2 separate regions of the Homo sapiens genome follow, and region 2 is linked to region 1. The links are chromatin loops, found by intact Hi-C in ENCODE. Cell type or tissue: Caco-2. All regions are shown on one strand. Each heading gives the region's core, and the rest is flanking DNA. Links, peaks and the distances in the headings are about the cores only.

Region 1 (8,407 bases), core at 379-8,378:
CTCCTCAGTAGCTAGGGCTACAAACATGCACTACCATGCCTGGGCCAATTTTTTTTTTAAGAGACCTGTTCTTGCTATGTTGCCCAGGCTGGTCTTGAACTCCTGGGCTTAAGCAATCTGCCTGCCTCGGCCTCCCAAAGTGCTGAGGTTACAGGTATGAGCCACCATACCTGGCCAGGTATGGGTTTTTATAAAAGATTTTGTGAGAGGATAGGCACAGTGGCTCACACCTATAATCTCAGCACTTTGGGAGGTCGAGGCAGGTAGACTGCTTGAGTCCAAGAGTTCAAGATCAGCCTAGGTAACATCTCTACAAAAAATGATCAGGGCATGGTGGTATGTGCCTGTAGTTCCAGCTACTCGGGAGGCTGAGGTGGAAGGATTACCTGAGCCCAGGAGGTTGAGGCTGCAGTGAGCCATGATCACACCACTGCACTCCAGCCTGGGTGACAGAGTGAGACCTTGTCTCAAAAAAAAAAAAAAAGATTTTTGTGGGAGTCGCTCACTGCTCCCTGTGCGGTGGGGTGGAGGGAAGGGGAAAGTGTTCTTCCAAAAAGCTGAGATTTGAAGAATGAGGAGTGGGAAGAAAAGGGCTCGGGTGGTGGGTGTTTCTGGCACAGGGAAAGCTGTGGGAAATGGCCTGGCCAGGTGAGACAATGCGGGGAGTTCAGGGAGGGAGCAGTTCAGTGTGTTGGAGGCGTAACACTGGGAGAGTTGGAGGCCTGGAGGCTGGGGAAGGCAGGGGAGGGGACAAGTGCTGCCTGCGGGCCTGTTGGCAGTGGGGGTGTGGGTGGATAAGAGACGGGCCAATGGAGGGCCTCACGGAGGGGACAACTGCGAGGGTCCGACTCACCATGCAGGTCCTGAATAAAGCCGTGCTGGGCCTGGAGAAGTGTGGGTCGGGGAGGGATGGACACTGAACAGCAAGGCTCACCTCACATCCAGGAGGCCCCCCGCCAGCCCCGCCATGCCACAGGCACTGACGGTTGCCACTAAGCCTCAGAGGCCAACTGCATTTATTTGGAAATGGAGCAAGGCACTGGCCATGTCCAGGCTGGCTTTCCAGCCCTGTCCCCCAAAATCACAGTCTTCCTGCAATTACTCACAGGTGCTGGCCAATAGTGCTTAGGTTCTCAAATGCCTGCTTCTACTCAGGCTATCCTATCCACCTGCAGGGTCCTTCCCCTCAGCCGTCACAGGTTGAAACTGTGCCTCTTCACCATTGCCTGGAGTAGACAGAATAATGGCCCTCCAAAGATACGCCAATCGGAACCTGTGAGCATGTACCTTCCATGGCAGAAAGAGACTTTGCAGATGTGATTACATTAAGGATCTTGGAATGGGGGTTGGGTTATCCTGGATTATCCGATTGAGTCCAAAGTAATCACAAGGGTCCTTGTAAGAGAGAGGCGAGATGGTCAAGGTCACAGAGAGGAGCTGGGACCATGGAAGCAGAGGTCAAAGTGAGGCACTTTGAAGGAGGAAGATCCCACAAGCCAAGGAAGGCAGGCAGCCCCTGGAGGCTGGAAGAGGCCAGGAGACAGACTCTCCCGTAGAGCCCCTAGAAAAAAAGCATTTCTGATGACACCTTGATTTTAGCCCATAAGGCCCATTTCAGATTTCTGACTTCCAGGCCTAGAAGATAGTAAGTTTGTGTTGTTTTAAGCCACTGAGTTTGCCACCACTTGTTACAGCAGCAACGTGGAACTCATACATCACCTCTTCCTTCAGGCCTTTGTGATCCCTGGCACTCGCTCTTCCTCCTCTGAGCCCCTCTGGTGCTTTACCTGACCCTCTCCCAGGCACTGTCCTCTTCCTATATGGGTGAGAATTCATTGGCTCTTATCCCCTCTACCAGCCAGTGAGCTCCTTGAGGCTGGGGTCTGGCTCATATTTGTGCCCCCTTGCCCAACCACTGGTTGGGCTGATAATTCTCCCTGGATCCTTAGATCTACTCTCCACCTTCCTCTGTCCTGCTCTGTACCTGGAAGGATGATCCCTGTGTCACTGGCTCCCTTCCCTCCAACTGCCCCATTGGAATCAGCCATCCATCAGTAGGCAGCAGCGGAAGATGGAGAACAGGAAGAAAGGGGCCTGTGTATCTATCCCCCCACCTCTCCTTGCCCAGCCACGGTTCTGGCTGCAGCTGCTCGCTCTAAGGCTCCTGCAGGGCAGCCCTCCCCTGGCCACACCCCCTCAAACTCCCTTTTCCCATCCCTCCGCTTCCCACTGCTCTGCTCTGGGCTGTCTGATCCCTGCTGCTCCTGTCCACACCTCCAGAAATAGTTCCCTTTCTACACTCGGTCAACCCTGAGAGTCCGTCATATTCTGTGGGGCCCCTGGTGGATGCAGATGTGGCTGATCATCTACGTGGACAGCCAGGTGCAACACGCCTGGTAGATGTGTGAACACTGCTTCGGTCTGTCTGTCTTAGATGATGGCTGGCTGGGAGGGGCACTCCCCATCCCCAGCACACAGGCAGGAAGAAGGGCGTTGGCACTGACCAGGAGAGGCTGTGAGCAGGACAAAAAAGCAGCCAGACCCTCACCCCGTCTCTCCCCACACAGACCCACATGCTGACAGGTCCCAGGACACATTTCTCCTGCCCACCCTCACCCCTAGGGAGCTCCGGGCAGCGCAGAGGCTGGGCAAGTGGGACTGGCAGGGTGCCATGCCTTGGTCCCAGAGGGCTGCCTCCCTTCCTGGTAGGTCTGTGCCTGGTGCTGCCAGGCCTGGCCCGGCCTCCACACTCCTTCCCCTTCACACCACAATCTGAGCTGGCGAGTGACTCATCCCACCATCCTCCTACGTGCCCCGTCCCTGACTCCACCAAACTTGGCCTCTCTTGGCTCCATCTCTGCACTGGCTCACAGCAGCAAAAGCATGTCCACCCCCACGCCCTGCACCGCAGACTAAGGCAGCTCACTGCACCTCAACGAGGAAGAGCCAGGCTCTGACATTCCCAGCTTGGATCTCCAAGGAGGTGGCTGTACTGACACGTGGACAGAGCCCCATGGCCCCCACACTGACACACTGGATCAGGCAACTCTGCTGTCTCTTGACATCCATGATGTCCACTCCTTACAACAACCTTCCAAGGGTTACTGCCCATTTTACAGATGAGGAAACTGAGGCTCGGGGAGGTTACATGACATGGCAGGTGGTAGTGGAGCTGACTCCAAAGGCTCCTGCCTTCCTCTATAGCATCTCCCCCTCTACCCTGAGCCAAACTCCGGGAAGCCATGAGTTGTGTAGGAAAGGGCTTGGGCACTGACTTGGCGGTCCAAAGCCCTGAGGCCAGGCTCCGCCTTTCATCAGCTGGCTGACTTCGGGCAAGCCCTCGGCCTCTGTGAAACTGTTTTCCAGTCCATAACAGGAACAGGGATCCTGCCCTGCCCACCTCACCGGGCATTCAGAGGCTCAGAGAGAAGAAGCAGCGTCTGCAAAGTGAAGTCTGGGGAAGGTGGTTGTGGGGTGCCTCAGCAGCCCGCCACCGGAGCCCGGAGAGAGGCGGTGATGTCCGCTTTGGAGCCAACCTCGGCTCTGGACAGGGCAGGCTGCCGGCCACAAGGCCCCGTCTTTGCAAGCTCCCCAGGCGGGGTGCAGCTTCCTTTGTCCCTAGGCGGGGTGCAGCTTCCTTTGTCCTCAGACTGAACATCTCCCTCCGCCACCGGTGCGGGAGGAGCCCAGGACCTCGCCAACTCGGCTTCACAGCGCCTCCTGGGGGCCGCGAGGGGACTCGCCAACCTGCCTGCAGGCGGGCTCCCTCCTACCGCCTCCCTCTGCACCCCTGACCCTGCTCAGTGCTGTGTGAGAGGAACGGTCAGAGGGAGCCTGTCTGGGCAAAGGCAGGCCCCACACTCCAGGCTGCTCCCTGGCCTCCCTACAGCAACAAAGGGACGTTGAGCTGAGAGCAATACAAGAGAAAGAGCCCTAGGAGGGCTGGAAGTCCAAATGCCTGCATTCTACCTTTGTGGCCCTGGGCATGTGTCTTCCCCTCTCTGGGCCACAAAAGAGTGGAGGAGGCCACCTCTCTAAGGAAAGAGAGCTCCCCGCCCAGCGCTAAAACTGTGGTTTCTCTGACGCTCAATTTCCTGGCGTGTAACATGGCCACAAGGGGCCGCTGCAGCCACAGCTGTGAAGGAAACAGTTCACACCGTGCTATATCGTTCATGGATAGTTCATGGGGTTTTATAGGCTCTTGTTCATTTCCATAAAGTCTTCCTTGGACTTGGCAAACTTTTCCTCTGAAAATTCCAAAGTGTAACCAAGAAGGGAAAGGAAGAGAAGAGAACCAAGAGAAGGGAAAAGAGGATTTTATTTGGTTCGTGTTTGGACCTAAGAGAAAACCAGAAAGATTGCCCCTGCGGCTGAGGGGAGCCACAATATTGGCGAGAGATAGGAGAGGCCCCTCAGGGAGAAGAAAGCTTGGGGAATGCAGATCTCTCTTTAAGATTGATGACTTTCAGTATCATAAATCGGTAGAGCCAGAGAGTCCTCAGCCCTCGCCCCATTCCTTTATCAGTCACGCTCGCGCAAGCACTGGCCTCTGCCTCTCCTTGCAGAAGTGACTTGTTTACATGTTAGTACAGCTAGTTCCTGCCTGACTGAACCACTGTCATCTGAGAATTGAGGGTCAAAGTTGGATCTTCCCAGCTCAGAGGAGAAGCCTTCTCTAAACAAAGGAGGGGCTCAGCTGGGTAGGTTGTTGCAAAGAGAACTCACTTCAGAGCCAAGGCAGCCAGGCCCTGTCACTTAAAAGCTATGTGACCTTGTGCAAGTCATTGAACCTGTCTAAGACTCAGGATACTGAGACAGCAAGACCTTCCTCAAATTGCCGAGGTGAGAATTAATGAAATAGTCTGTCTAACGTGCCTGGGACCTACCAGAAGCTCAGCCAGTGGAGTCATTAAATTTTGTCTTTATTATTAGCAATACAGTTCTCGTAGCACACATTGCAAAGGATCGTGTACCCAGCTCAGGGGCACAAGGTGTGTGATTGCGAGGACATCAGAGAAAACAAGGTGCGATGAACTGGCGGTAGGCATTTGTTGGGACAATGACAGGGCCCTGGCCTGATCAAGGGAAGGATCAGGGGGAGAAGGAGATACTGGGGGGCTGGGAGGTGGGGATGAAGGAGGGGCACTGTCCCCACAACTCCTCATGCTCGGCTTCTGCAGTCCCGAGTACAGACCCAAGTCTGTTTCTCCTTGTCCCATTCTGCCTAAGGGCTGGAGCTTCTCAGAAACTCTGACAGGACATGTGTCCATCTTCAGTGGGGACCCTCCCCCTCCTAGAAGTCCCCCGTCCAGCTGGGGAGGACAGGTCAGGGTGAGGGCAGCAGCCACCCAGCAGCCTCCATCAGAGATCATCAGCATTTCCCACCATGAATTCAGCAGCGCATCTCGTGGTCAAATCCATAGGTGATTTCTGGGTTCTGTAGCCTCCTCTTATAAACTTACAAAGCACTTTAAGCAAACAAAAGCTTTGGCCAGGTGCAGTGACCCACGCCTGTAGTCCCAGCACCTTGGGAGGCCAAGGCCAAAAGCTTTGAGAAGTCCTGCAAAAAAAAAAAAAAGGTTTGGTTTGTTTATCTCCATGTTTTCCACTGGATTTGATCACAAGAGTTTTGTTTGGGGTTATTTTATATTAATTAACACCCCTGGGAACATACACTGGAAAATCCAGGGGCCCAAAGAACTCAAGATAGGGTTCCAGTTAAGAACTATTATGTTCCAGACCAGCCTGGCCAACATGGTGAAACCCCATATCTACTAAAAATACAAAAAATTAGCCGTGTGTGGTGGCATGTGCCTGTAATCCCAGCTACTTAGGAGACTGAGGTGGGTGGATCACCTGAGGTCAGGAGTTCGAGATCAGCCTGGCCAACATAGTGAAACCTCGTCTCTACTAAAAATACAAAAAATTAGCCAGGTGTGGTGGCGGGTGCCTATAATCCCAGCTACTCAGGAGGCTGAGACGGGAGGATCACTTGAACCAGGAGGTCAAGGCTGCAGTGAGCTGAGATCGCACCACTGCACTCTAGCCTGGGTGACAAAGCGAGACTCCACCTAAAATTTAAAAAAAAAAAAAAAAACTAGTATGAAGGGAATGCTCTCAACGAGCATCCCCTGCCCCAACTTTTTGTACCTCAAACATGACTATTTGCTGTGGATTCTGAATTTGCTTTGTTTCCTTTGTATTTTGCAGTTTTCCATTAGGGCTGACAGAAGTTCCTTTGGGAAAACCCCAGCATGTGTTAGTCATGCCGAGGGGAATGGAGGGAAGGAACTCGCTTTGTTCTCATTTTGGCCTGAGAGGAGGGAGAACAGTAGGACCCCTGGGGCTTGGGGGCTGGCATGGCCTGAGATGGATGTGAGACCCAGGGGCAGAGAAAATGCTAAGAGCTTTTTGGACCATGGATTTTCCATGACTCAGAAAGTCAGTGGAGCCCGCCCTCCCTGGTGCCCTCGTTCCTTCATTGCCACTGCATTTGTTCCACACACTGAGGAGTCTGGTGAGGAAACTGAGGCCCAGAGACAAGAAATACCTGGGACAGAGACTCACTGTTCATGGGTAGCTGCTTGCTTTCCAAGAAGACATTTCCAGAGCTTTCCTGCTCGTGGGAGGTGTCTGTAATTGTTTTAGACAGCATGAGGTGAAGAGGGTGGGCTTGCGGGTCAGACCCACTCAGATCCTTTGTCAGCTGAGTTATGTCATTTCTCTGAGCCTCAGTTTCCCATCTGGGAAGCTGGGGGTAGTGAGAAATAAGGAAGATGACTTCTGTACATGCTTGCCACCGTCCCAGGACAGACGAGGCCCAGCTGCCATACAGAGGAGGTGACAGCATGGAGCGGGGTCAGGGGTGCAGAAGGAGGCGCTAGGAGGAAGGGACAAATGAGGATAGAGGCTGTTGTCCATAGAGCACACTCCTTGGAGGGAGGAGGGACCCAACTCAGACACAGCTCACTCAGGTCAGGGGCAGGAGCCTCTGAGGTGGGTGGGGGGGTGTGACGGGCTGGTGGGAGCTCGTAAGCAGGGACATGCCCCTGCCCTGGAGGTTACTCAGTGGGGCTGGGAGTTTCGCAGGTGGTGCTTCTCAGTCCAGCGCTGCTTCCGTGGGTTAGGATGAAGACCCATCTTCTTGCCTTGTCCTCCTCCACGAGGGGCTTATCCAGAACAAAAGCTGTTGGCAGTTCCTGGCCAACAGGTTCTCCTCCTCCACTGCAGGGCTAGAAAAAGGTGAAAACAAAAGGGACATGTGCTTCTCTGTGGCTCTCGGGGTACAGTTCAGTCTCCCCACCATGAGCAAGTCCTCCACGACTGACCGCCTACTCCCACCAGCACCTCGTCATCCCTCTTCAGCCCCTCCTCACCCTCTGCACAGTAGCCCCAGGAAGTTCAAGTTCCAGCTCCTCCAGTGGGCCACTTTCAGTCACACCTCCAGGCCTTCACTGATGCAGTTCCCCCTACCCAGAACTGCCCACCCCCAACACACACAAACACACACACACACACACACAAACACACATGCACACCACCTCCATTGAATATCACCTCCACCAAATATCACCTCCACCAAATATCAAATATCAAATCCAACATCTTCCTGGTGTGTTGACCCAACACTTTCTCCAAAGAATGTTCCCTGCCTCCCAAGACTGTGTTAGTTGTTTCTGCTGTGTGGCCCAGAGTCCCTGGGCTTCCCCCTAATGGAATGCAGCATACTGTATGGAGGTGGCTGTTACCTGTTGGTCTCTCCGACAAGACTCTATGGGGGCAGACTCTGCCTGGGTCACTGTAGTAGCCCCAGCTACTAGCCCCATGCCTGGCACAGAGTAGGCCCTCAGTGATTACCCATTGAATGAAGGGGTCAATGACAGGCAGAGTCTCCACTTGGGGCTCCCAATGAGCAGAGAACTTGGGGAAGCTAACCTTCCTCCCCACACACACCCCACCTTTGAATCTCAAGCTTGACTCTTATGGGTTTGGTGTTGATTCACTTCCCTGAGGTTTCCCTCCATCTTGACAAATGCTCCTTCTGACAACCCCAACATGACTGAGTCATGGTGAGGGCAAGAGATGAAAGGAATCATGTTTGAGAGTTTGGCCTGAGTTCGGGTGAGGATGGCATGTCTCTGAGGCTGAGGGTGCTGGTAGCAGCAAAGACAGACTGAGGGATTCCCGGGTGGGAAGAAAGCTCAGGAATATCAAAGCCATCGGAGGACACATGAGTGTCACACCCAGCATGTGGGTGCAGAGCCGTCCTTAGGGACTGTCTGTCCTTGCAGGGTTATTCACCCAGGACCCCTCTGCACCCACACTCTGCTTCTGATACTCATGTGTTCTCCGACAGCTTTGATCTTCCTGGGGAGAGATCAAGGTAACTCTTGGAGAAAATTGAGGC
Region 2 (8,407 bases), core at 335-8,334, 110 kb after region 1:
GGCCGAAACTCAGGCCCTGACTTTCCTGTGCTCTCCCCAACAAGGTTCCCACCCCCTCACCTGCTCCACCGTGCAGACCCCAGCCCAGCTGAAGAGCGCCCTCACGAACCCCACACACACCCAGCAGGCTTTTGCTCTGCACACGCCTGGGTGCCGAGGTCTCCCATACCCTCTGACTGATCTGACCTGGCAGCTGCCTGAATTGTTTTCCCCATTTTACAGAAAAGGGAAATTGAGGCCAGAGAGGCAGGCCATTGCCCAGAGTCCTCCTCTGCCAAGTTCTAGACAGTGGGGAGGGGGCTGTGTGCCCGCTTACAGGTCTCTGTAACTCAGGTGGCAGGGAGGCCCCAACTTGCAGGGCAGGGAGGGGCTGGCAGGGATGAGGCAGGGCCAGGCCAGGCAGGCCCAGAGCCACTCAGCATGCAGGCCCAGTCCAGAGAAGCCAGGCCTCTGCCTCCCCCTCCCCAAGCCTGAAGAGGAACTCAGCAGGGACCCAGATGGCCTCAAGGCCGGGGATGAACCACAGACAAGAGGAGGTGCCACCCGGGCTAGAGAGAACCAGGGGAGGGCAGGGCACTGAGGACCACACGGTGGCCGTGCCCCACACCCACTCCCACCCAGGGACCCTTGAGTCCCACTTCTAGCCCTGGGCCACAGCAGGGGCATTGTAATGCTGGCCTTTTGTGTGCTTGGGGGTGGCGGTAGTAAGGAGAAATGCCCCCTCCAGGTGGTCAGTGCCCCAGGCCTCCTGGAGCACCCCAGAGATGGTGAGGTCGAACCCATGGGTTCAGCACCTGCCCTGTGCCAGGTCCCATGTCAGGGGGACACAAGAATTAATAGGACGTGACACAAGAATGAACAGGACCTGGTTCTGCCCCGGGTGGCTCACAGTCCAGGGGGAGAGGAGAGTGAATAAATAAAACTCAGTCGAGTTGAAATTGACCAGGGCCTTCACCGCAGACGGTGGGCAGGGGGAAGAGAGGCACCCTGGGGAGGGCTCCCAGCTGTGGAATAGGCATGGGACTCTTCCTGGAAGTTAGTTCTGGTCTTTTTCCATTTTTTATGCAGAAAAATGCACATATAATTGCTGTACAACTCAGTGAATTTTCACAGACTGAACCCAACTGTGTAACCAGCACCCAGATCACAGCACCCAGATCACAAGGTTGTCACAGGGACACAGGGGAAAGGGCATTCCAGGAAAGGGCCACTGAGGAGCGAAGGCAGGGAGGTGGGAACTGCCCAGCCCCAGCAGGTACCCAGAGCCAGGAGGATCCAGCAGGCCTCTCTCCTCACCCAAAGAGGATGGGTGCTCAAACTCCAGACCTGCTCCAAGAAACATATCTGCAGCCCTAAAGCCCCCAACGCCCCCAACCCGCTGTCCTGTCCACCTTCTCCGCTCCACAATCCAGCCTGCGCCTCGTACTGCACCAGAGAGATATGCTAACCACATGCAAAGGTATGCAAATGAACACAGACTCCCTGAGTCAACTTGGGCAGTAGCCAGAGTGAGTGAAGAACCAGACCTCCAAACAGGTGACTAGACCGGCCCCTGCCCCTGGCCCCATTCCTCCCACCAGCTCCTGAGCACCACAGCCCTGCACCCCCACACCCTCAACCCAAAGCTCTGACCACCTGCCCTTCCCTTCATCTATTCATTTAACTTTGATTCTCAGGGGGCCAAGGGCCAGTCCCCAAAGTGAGCACCAGAGAGCTGAGCACCTGCCCACCAGGAGCTCACAGTGAGCAGGGAAGGGGAGGGGATGCAGACACGGCCACCAATTCCCAGGAAGAGCCTGCCTCAGGACAGAGCTTCCAAGCCTCAGAACAGCAGGTGCTGACTCAGTAGTGTGGGATCTGGCCCAACACTCTGCATTTCCCACCAGCTCCCAGCGGACGCCAAGGCTGCGGGTCCCAGGCCACACCCAGATTAGCCAGGAGTAAAGGAGGTGTGAGAAACATGGCCCTAGGAACACGAAGGGCTGGGGGACAGGCAGGGCAGGAGAGTGGCTAAGAGATGTGCCTGGATTCAGGTCCCAGCTCTGCCTCCTGCCCATCGTGGCCGTGTTGCTTCCCATCCCCCAGCCTCAGAGCCCTCAGCCCTAAGGTACCCCCTGTAACAACTGCCCCCACGTCACCAGGTCCCAGAGGCTTCAGTGAGACCAACTGGCCTAGGGCCCCTGTGGCACCTGACACCCTGCAAGCACTTGGTAATCGGGAGATTATTTTTAAGTCAGGGTCGACTGGGAAGAGGCACAAGGGACGTGTTTGGGGTGAAGGGAATGTTCTCTGTCTTGATTATGGTGGTGGTCTCTTGGAAGATGTCAAGGACAGGGGATTCACCAGGAGGAGGGACTGCAAGAGCAGAGGCCTGCAGGTGTGGACATGCAGCCAGGGAGGACAGATGACAGCTAACCTTCACTGAGTGCTTTCTACAAAGTGGAAGACAGCCAGGGGCCACAGTCGGAAGGACAGAGTCCCACCCCCCACCCCCCACCCCCACTCCAGGGGTGGCAGGAGGGTGGAGCCATGGAGCCTGGCTGTGAGCTCCTGGGTGGGCTGGCAACACCTGCCATGAATTGGGCACCTATTAGCAGTCAGGCACTGGTGTGAGACTTTACCTAGTCAGAGCCCGCCTGTCTGTCTTGTGTGGCCCCAAGAGCTAAGAATGATTTTCACATTTTTAGGTAGTTCTTTTAAAAATCAAAAGAACAGGCTGGGTGCAGTGGCTTGTGCCTGTAATCTCAACACCTTGAGAGGCCAAGGCGGGAGGATCACTTGAAGCCAGGAGTTTGAGACCTGCCTAGGCAAGAAAGCAAGACCCAACAACAAGAAAATGTTTAATTAGCCAGGCATGGTGGTGTGTGTCTGTAGTCCCACCTACTGTGGAGACTGAAGTGGGAGGATCATTTGAGCCCCGGGAATTTGAAGGTGCAGTGAGCTATGATCGTGCCACTGCACTCCAGCCTGGGTAATAGAATAGGATCTTGTCTCTAAAATAAATAAAATAAAGGAAGAAGACAGCCAGGCATGGTGGCTTATGCCTGTAATCCCAGCACTTTGGGAGGCCAAGGTGGGTGGATCACTTGAGGTCAGGAATTCAAGACCAGCCTGACCAAAATGGTGAAACCTCATCTCTACTAAAAATACAAAATTAGCCGGGCGTGGTGGCGCATGTCTGTAATCCCAGCTACTTGGGGGCTGAGGCAGGAGAATCGCTTGAACCCAGGAGGTGAAGGTTGCGGTGAACAGAGATCGTGCCATTGCACTCCAGCCTGGGCAACAAGAGCGAAACTCCGTCTCAAAAAAATAAGTAAATAAAATAAAGAAAGGAAGAAGAACAATACAGTCGATCCTCCATATCCATGGATTCAACTAACCACAGATGGACAATATTCCAAAAATCAAAATTGTTTCTGTACTAAACATGTTCAGACTTTTTTTTGTGGTTATTCCCTAAACAATATAGTATAACAATTATGGCGGCTGGGCACGTGGCTCACACCTGTAATCCCAGCACTTTGGGAGGCCAAGGCAGGCGGATCACTAGGTCAAGAGATCAAGACAATCCTGGCTAACATGGTGAAACACCGTCTCTACTAAAAATACAAAAATTAGCCAGGCATGGTGGTGTGTGCCTGTAGTCCTAGCTACTCCAGAGGCTGAGGCAGGAGAATCACTTGAACCTGGGAGGCGGAGGTTGCAGTGAGCCAAGATCGCACCACTGCACTCCAGCCAGGGCGACAGAGCAAGACTCCGTCTCAAAAAAAAAAAATTATCTATACAGCATTTACATCGTATTAGGTCTTCTGAGTAATCCGGAGATAATTTAAAGTATACAGAGGGTGTGCGTAGGTTATATGCAAATATTACTCCATTTTATAGCAGTGACTTCAGCACCTGCAAATTTTAGTATTAAGTAGAAGGTCCTGGAACCAAAGCCCCATGGAACCCGAGGGACAGCTGCGTTTTGTGACATCTGAACAGCCACCCCCACGCACCCACGGGTTGTCCCACACCACAAGGGCAGCGTTGAGTGGCTGCGATAGAGGCCTTACAGACCTTCAGTTTTTCTATAAATCCCATGAAGTAGGGGTCAAGTCCCCACTGTACAAAGAAGAGTAAAGGGGCCACCCAGCCTTCCTTCCCTGCTGCTGTTAGGACCTCCTCCTCCACCCACTCCTGGTGGGACAGACCCAGCGCCCCTTAGCCCAGCAGGTACTCCTGGCCCACCTCTGCTGCACCCGCTCACCTGGCGGAGCAGCAGCGCCCCCTGCCGGTGGTCCGGGGCTGGCCGGCGCGCCCTAAGGCCGGACTCTTAGCTTCTGCCACCACCTGGTGGCCATTTCTGGAAGCGCAGCTGGGAGCCCAGATCCGGTGAGCAAAAGCTCTCGTGGGTTCCAAGAGAGGCCCTGCTGGTCCAGCCAGGTGTGGCAACGACCAGCGCGCAAAGTATTCCAGGCAGGGCTTGACGCCTCCAAGCTAGTATCCACTGAAAAAGTTTCACTTCGTCCCTGCTTTTTCTTTTTTTTTTTTTTTGAGACAGAGTCTTGCTCTGTTGCCCAGGCTGGAGTGCAGTGGCACGATCTCGGCTCACTGCAACCTCCGCCTCCCGGGTTCAAGCTATTCTCCTGTCTCAGCCTCCAGAGTAGCCAGGATTACAGGCACCCACGACGCTGGGTAATTTTTGTGTTTTTAGTAGAGACGGGGTTTGCTATGTTGACAAGGCTGGTTTCAAACTCCTGACCTCAGATGATCCGCCCGCCTAGGCCTCCCAAAGTGGTGGGATTACAGGCGTGAGCCACCACGCCCAGCCCTTGCTTATTATTCCATCGGTGAGAAAACACCTGACAGAGCTTAAATGTTTACTAACTGTGGCTGTGAATCTCTAACCCCTGGGGAATTGATCAAAGACCATGAACTATGGCCAAAAGATGATGGAGGGGATGTGAAGGTCAGCTGACTTAAGTCCCTTCCCCCGTGCATTTGGCCTTGAGTACTTCATCATTCTTTCTTAACTTCATTCGTTATTCATTCTTTCAGCAAACTCTTCTTGAGCACTACACAATGTGCGGTGCCAGGTGCTGGAGAAACACCTGAGAACATGCAAAGCAGTCCGCCCTCATGGAAGTGACTAACAAATCATTCACAAGGTGTGATGAGGCATATTTGGAGGGGCAGAGAAGCCACTTGAGCATCACATATGGGCAGCGACTTGACCTTGTTGAGTGTCATGGAAGGCTTACAGTGGCCTGAGAATGGGTCGTCTAGCCGACAGGGTGGAAGAACCACATGTGCAAAGTTCCAGAGCTGAGGAGTGTATCCAGAAAGTGGCTGGAAGAAGGACTGACCGGCAGGAATGCAGAGGTTGATGGAGAGAGGAGGTGAGGCAGAGCTGGAGAGAGAAGGGGGCTGAGCCAGACAGAGCCTCCAATGCTGGGTGGATCTGCAAAGTTAAGGCATCTGCTCATGCTCTGGGGCAACAGGGGGCCACTGCCTGTCCTGGGAGGAGACAGAGCACATTCTGCTCCTTAGTAGAGCCCACTGTATGACTGGGCAGCTCTGCTAGCTGGAAAGTTCATTCTGAGATGAAATTGATGCCTCCCCTGCCCACAGGCTCCTGAGGCATACACACAGATGGAGGTGCTTCCCTGCCCCCAGCACAGCCCCTCACCCTATAACAGCCTCACTGGCTGTTCCCTGGCAGAGGCCCTCACACAGGGTAGGCAGGAGGGCACGCTGGATGTGAATCCCAGCTCAAGCCCTTACCGGCTGTGTTGTCTGTCTCTTACTTAACCTCTCTGAACTTCCATTTTCTCCTCTGACTTCAGGGCTGCACATGTAAGAGGGATAGTGTTGGGAAGTGCTTAGTACACATTAGGTACTCAGTGGTGATAACAGAGGTGGTGACAATGACATGGTTTATCCCCAGCTGACCTTTTCCAGAAAAGATCCTATCAGTCAGTGTTCTGCATTTTAAAATGTGCCACCAGGATGGGGCACGGCAGCTTGAGCCTGTAATCCTGGCACTTTGGGAGACTGAGGCTGTAGGATCGCTAGAGCCTAGGAGTTTGAGACCAGCCTGGGCAACATAGGGAGACCGCCCCCACCGCCCACCTTTACAAAAAAATTAAAAATTAGCCGGTCATGGTGGCATGCATCTGTAGGCTCAGCTACTCAGGAGGCTGATGCAGGAGGATCACTTGAGCCCAGGAGGTCAAGGCTGCAGTGAACCATGACTGAGCCACTGCAATCCAGCCAGGGCAACAGAGCAAGATGCTATCTCAAAAAAAAAAAAAAAAGTGCTATTAAGAGCTGAACTCTGTTCTGGGGGGAGTAGCCTTTCCTTCCCTTCTCTGAGCCTCAGTTTCCCTATATATAAAAGAAAGGAATCAGATAAGATGGCCTGAAAGGCTGCCACCAGTTCTAATGCTCTCAGGTCCTGCTCTCTGACCTACCCAGGACACATGGAACCATCATCACCTCCTTGATCCAGGCACTCTACTCCTCATAATGGAACCAAGATGGTCTTCACTTTATTTTTTTTTTCCCATTGTCCCTGTCCTTACTGCCCTCTGTGTTATGCCAACCTCCTCTGAGTTAACTGAGGCTCAGAGGCTCAAGCAGTCTTTGCCACCCTCTCCCCACTGTCCCCCCCACCCCTCACTCTCCCACCAGACTGTCTGCTCCATCCCCGTCCCAACTGCTCCCACCTGGACTCCCTGCTGCCCTTGGTTCCTACCCCACCCCTCTGTCCACTCCCCCACTCACATACCTGGCCCTCCTTCCCCCATGCAGCCCATCTACCTTCACAGGGAGGCAGCAAGACACCCCCGCCGGCCTAGGAGGGTCGAGATCCTAGGACTCTACTTTTTCCAGTCCTGGTATTTGCCTACACGCCCCAGCCTCCCACCCCCAGCGCCCCCCCCAACACACACACACCCACACACACACACACGCACGCACGCACGCAATTATAACCCCCTTAGGGACAGCCGTTGTGTCTGCTGTAGTTTAGCCTTGGATTCATCATGGCTTCGACATCGCCGGCCCTGGGCCAGTGTTCGAGAGCATGGCCCCAAACAGTTCTTGCTCTGTTCAGCTCCCCACATTGCCAAGCTGCGAGCGGGCTCTCTGTGCTTCCTGCCTTCTGTCTGCCTCGCCTGTTCTCTCCAGGTAGGCGGCTCCTCCTCCAAGCTCCCCCAGCCCTGGGCTGACCTCTGTCACCTGGATGGTGGGTGCGGGTTCTCCGGGCATGCACCTCGTTCCCCTCTTTACTCCCAGCAGTGGCTGAAACTTGTGGGTGCTTGATCGTGCTAGTTAAATGAATGAACATGTGGTGGTTACAGGCAAACCCACAATGCCACACAGGACACCGACCAACAACTGAAAACGGTGACAGCTGCCCTTACCCGCAGCTCCCCAGCGTAGCCCTCCCCCATCGCAGCCAGACCGGCTTGCCCACTGCGCAGCAAGGCGGAGCCCCGCACAGCTAAGCCCGGGCGTGGTGCTCGCGGCGCCCTCTGCTGGCCGGGCCCACGGCCTCCTCCTGCGCACGCGCGCCGCCACCCCGGGACCAGACCTAAAGGGAGAAGGCGCGATCTGGGGCCCTCCCTCCGCACCCCCTCGCCCCGAGAAGCCCCAAACCCAGGTCTTTGACCCTCATGAACATCCTTTGTCCTTCCTCTCTCCTGCTCCCCCTGCAAACATTTTAGGCATCCCTAAATGATCACCAGCCCTCGCCTGCTCTCTTAGCAGGCCTCCAGGTGGGGTTAGAATTGTCAAATGCTGGCACAGGACGAAACCCTAATAATAATAACTATGATGATGACGGCAGCTGCTGCTGAGCGGGCACTTTGTGGTTACCTTAGCAACCTTCCACCATCCAGGAAGTGCAGCCCCTTCTTTCACAGGCGGCAGCTGCAGCCAGAGGCGTGCGGGGACTTCCCAAGGTCACACAGCAAGAATCCTAAGAAACCCGGGGTGTTTCCTCTGCCTACGTGGAGCTAACCCTGCCTCCAGAAGCAGGGGCCTTGAGATGGGAGCAGAGCGATCTGGTGCCCCGGAAACCCCACCCCCACCCCCACCTTGCCCCATGCGCAGCGAACGTGGCTACATTTCCTATCGTTTGTCCAACCCATCATTTTGCCTTTGGGAAAATTGCAGGGGAGGTGGAGGCCAGAGGACAGGGAGACAAACGTTCGTGGGCATCTGCCACGAGCACATTTGCCACGCTTTGTGACAGGCCCTTTCCCGTTACACACCACACCTGCCCAGGACCGCAGCACAGAACCAGGACCCAAACCCGCCGACTCCCTCCCTAGTGCTCCTTCCTCACCCCCCACCCCCTCCCCCCTCCGCAAGTTCTCTCTTGGAAAAGGGGCCGCTGGGAAGGGGAGGAAACGCA

Evidence for each region. A loop is a pair of places that touch in the nucleus more often than their neighbours do. Peaks named below come from ENCODE experiments on the same cell type or tissue, not always from the same donor. Only the 100,000 strongest peaks of a DNase experiment are listed, where the experiment ranks them.
Region 2: it touches region 1 in a loop (9-fold over the local background); 81 of 110 quality-filtered maps call a loop at or near these places.

What each region holds. Positions count from the first base shown.
Region 1 is chr17:41,545,306-41,553,712 of GRCh38, forward strand. LINC00974 (long intergenic non-protein coding RNA 974) reads right to left here. Exons shown (of 3, transcript NR_038442.1): 2 at 6,568-7,232; 3 at 4,301-5,560. Among named protein-coding and RNA genes, the nearest start is that of LINC00974, 5.0 kb to the right of the region's middle. RefSeq lists a cis regulatory region at 2,617-2,977 and enhancers at 3,855-4,468, 4,008-4,057, 7,010-7,510. In Caco-2, for the core only: a CTCF peak has its summit at 4,086 (motif pointing right); DNase peaks (open chromatin) are centred at 3,736, 4,086 and 4,546.
Region 2 is chr17:41,658,550-41,666,956 of GRCh38, forward strand. No RefSeq gene overlaps it. Among named protein-coding and RNA genes, the nearest start is that of EIF1, 26 kb to the right of the region's middle. RefSeq lists enhancers at 1,736-2,235, 6,644-7,163, 7,164-7,681, 7,202-7,291, 7,712-7,841 and a silencer at 7,412-7,651. In Caco-2, for the core only: CTCF peaks have their summits at 4,318 (motif pointing left), 4,519 and 7,521 (motif pointing left); DNase peaks (open chromatin) are centred at 4,342, 7,199, 7,472 and 7,922; H3K4me3 peaks cover 1,293 bases.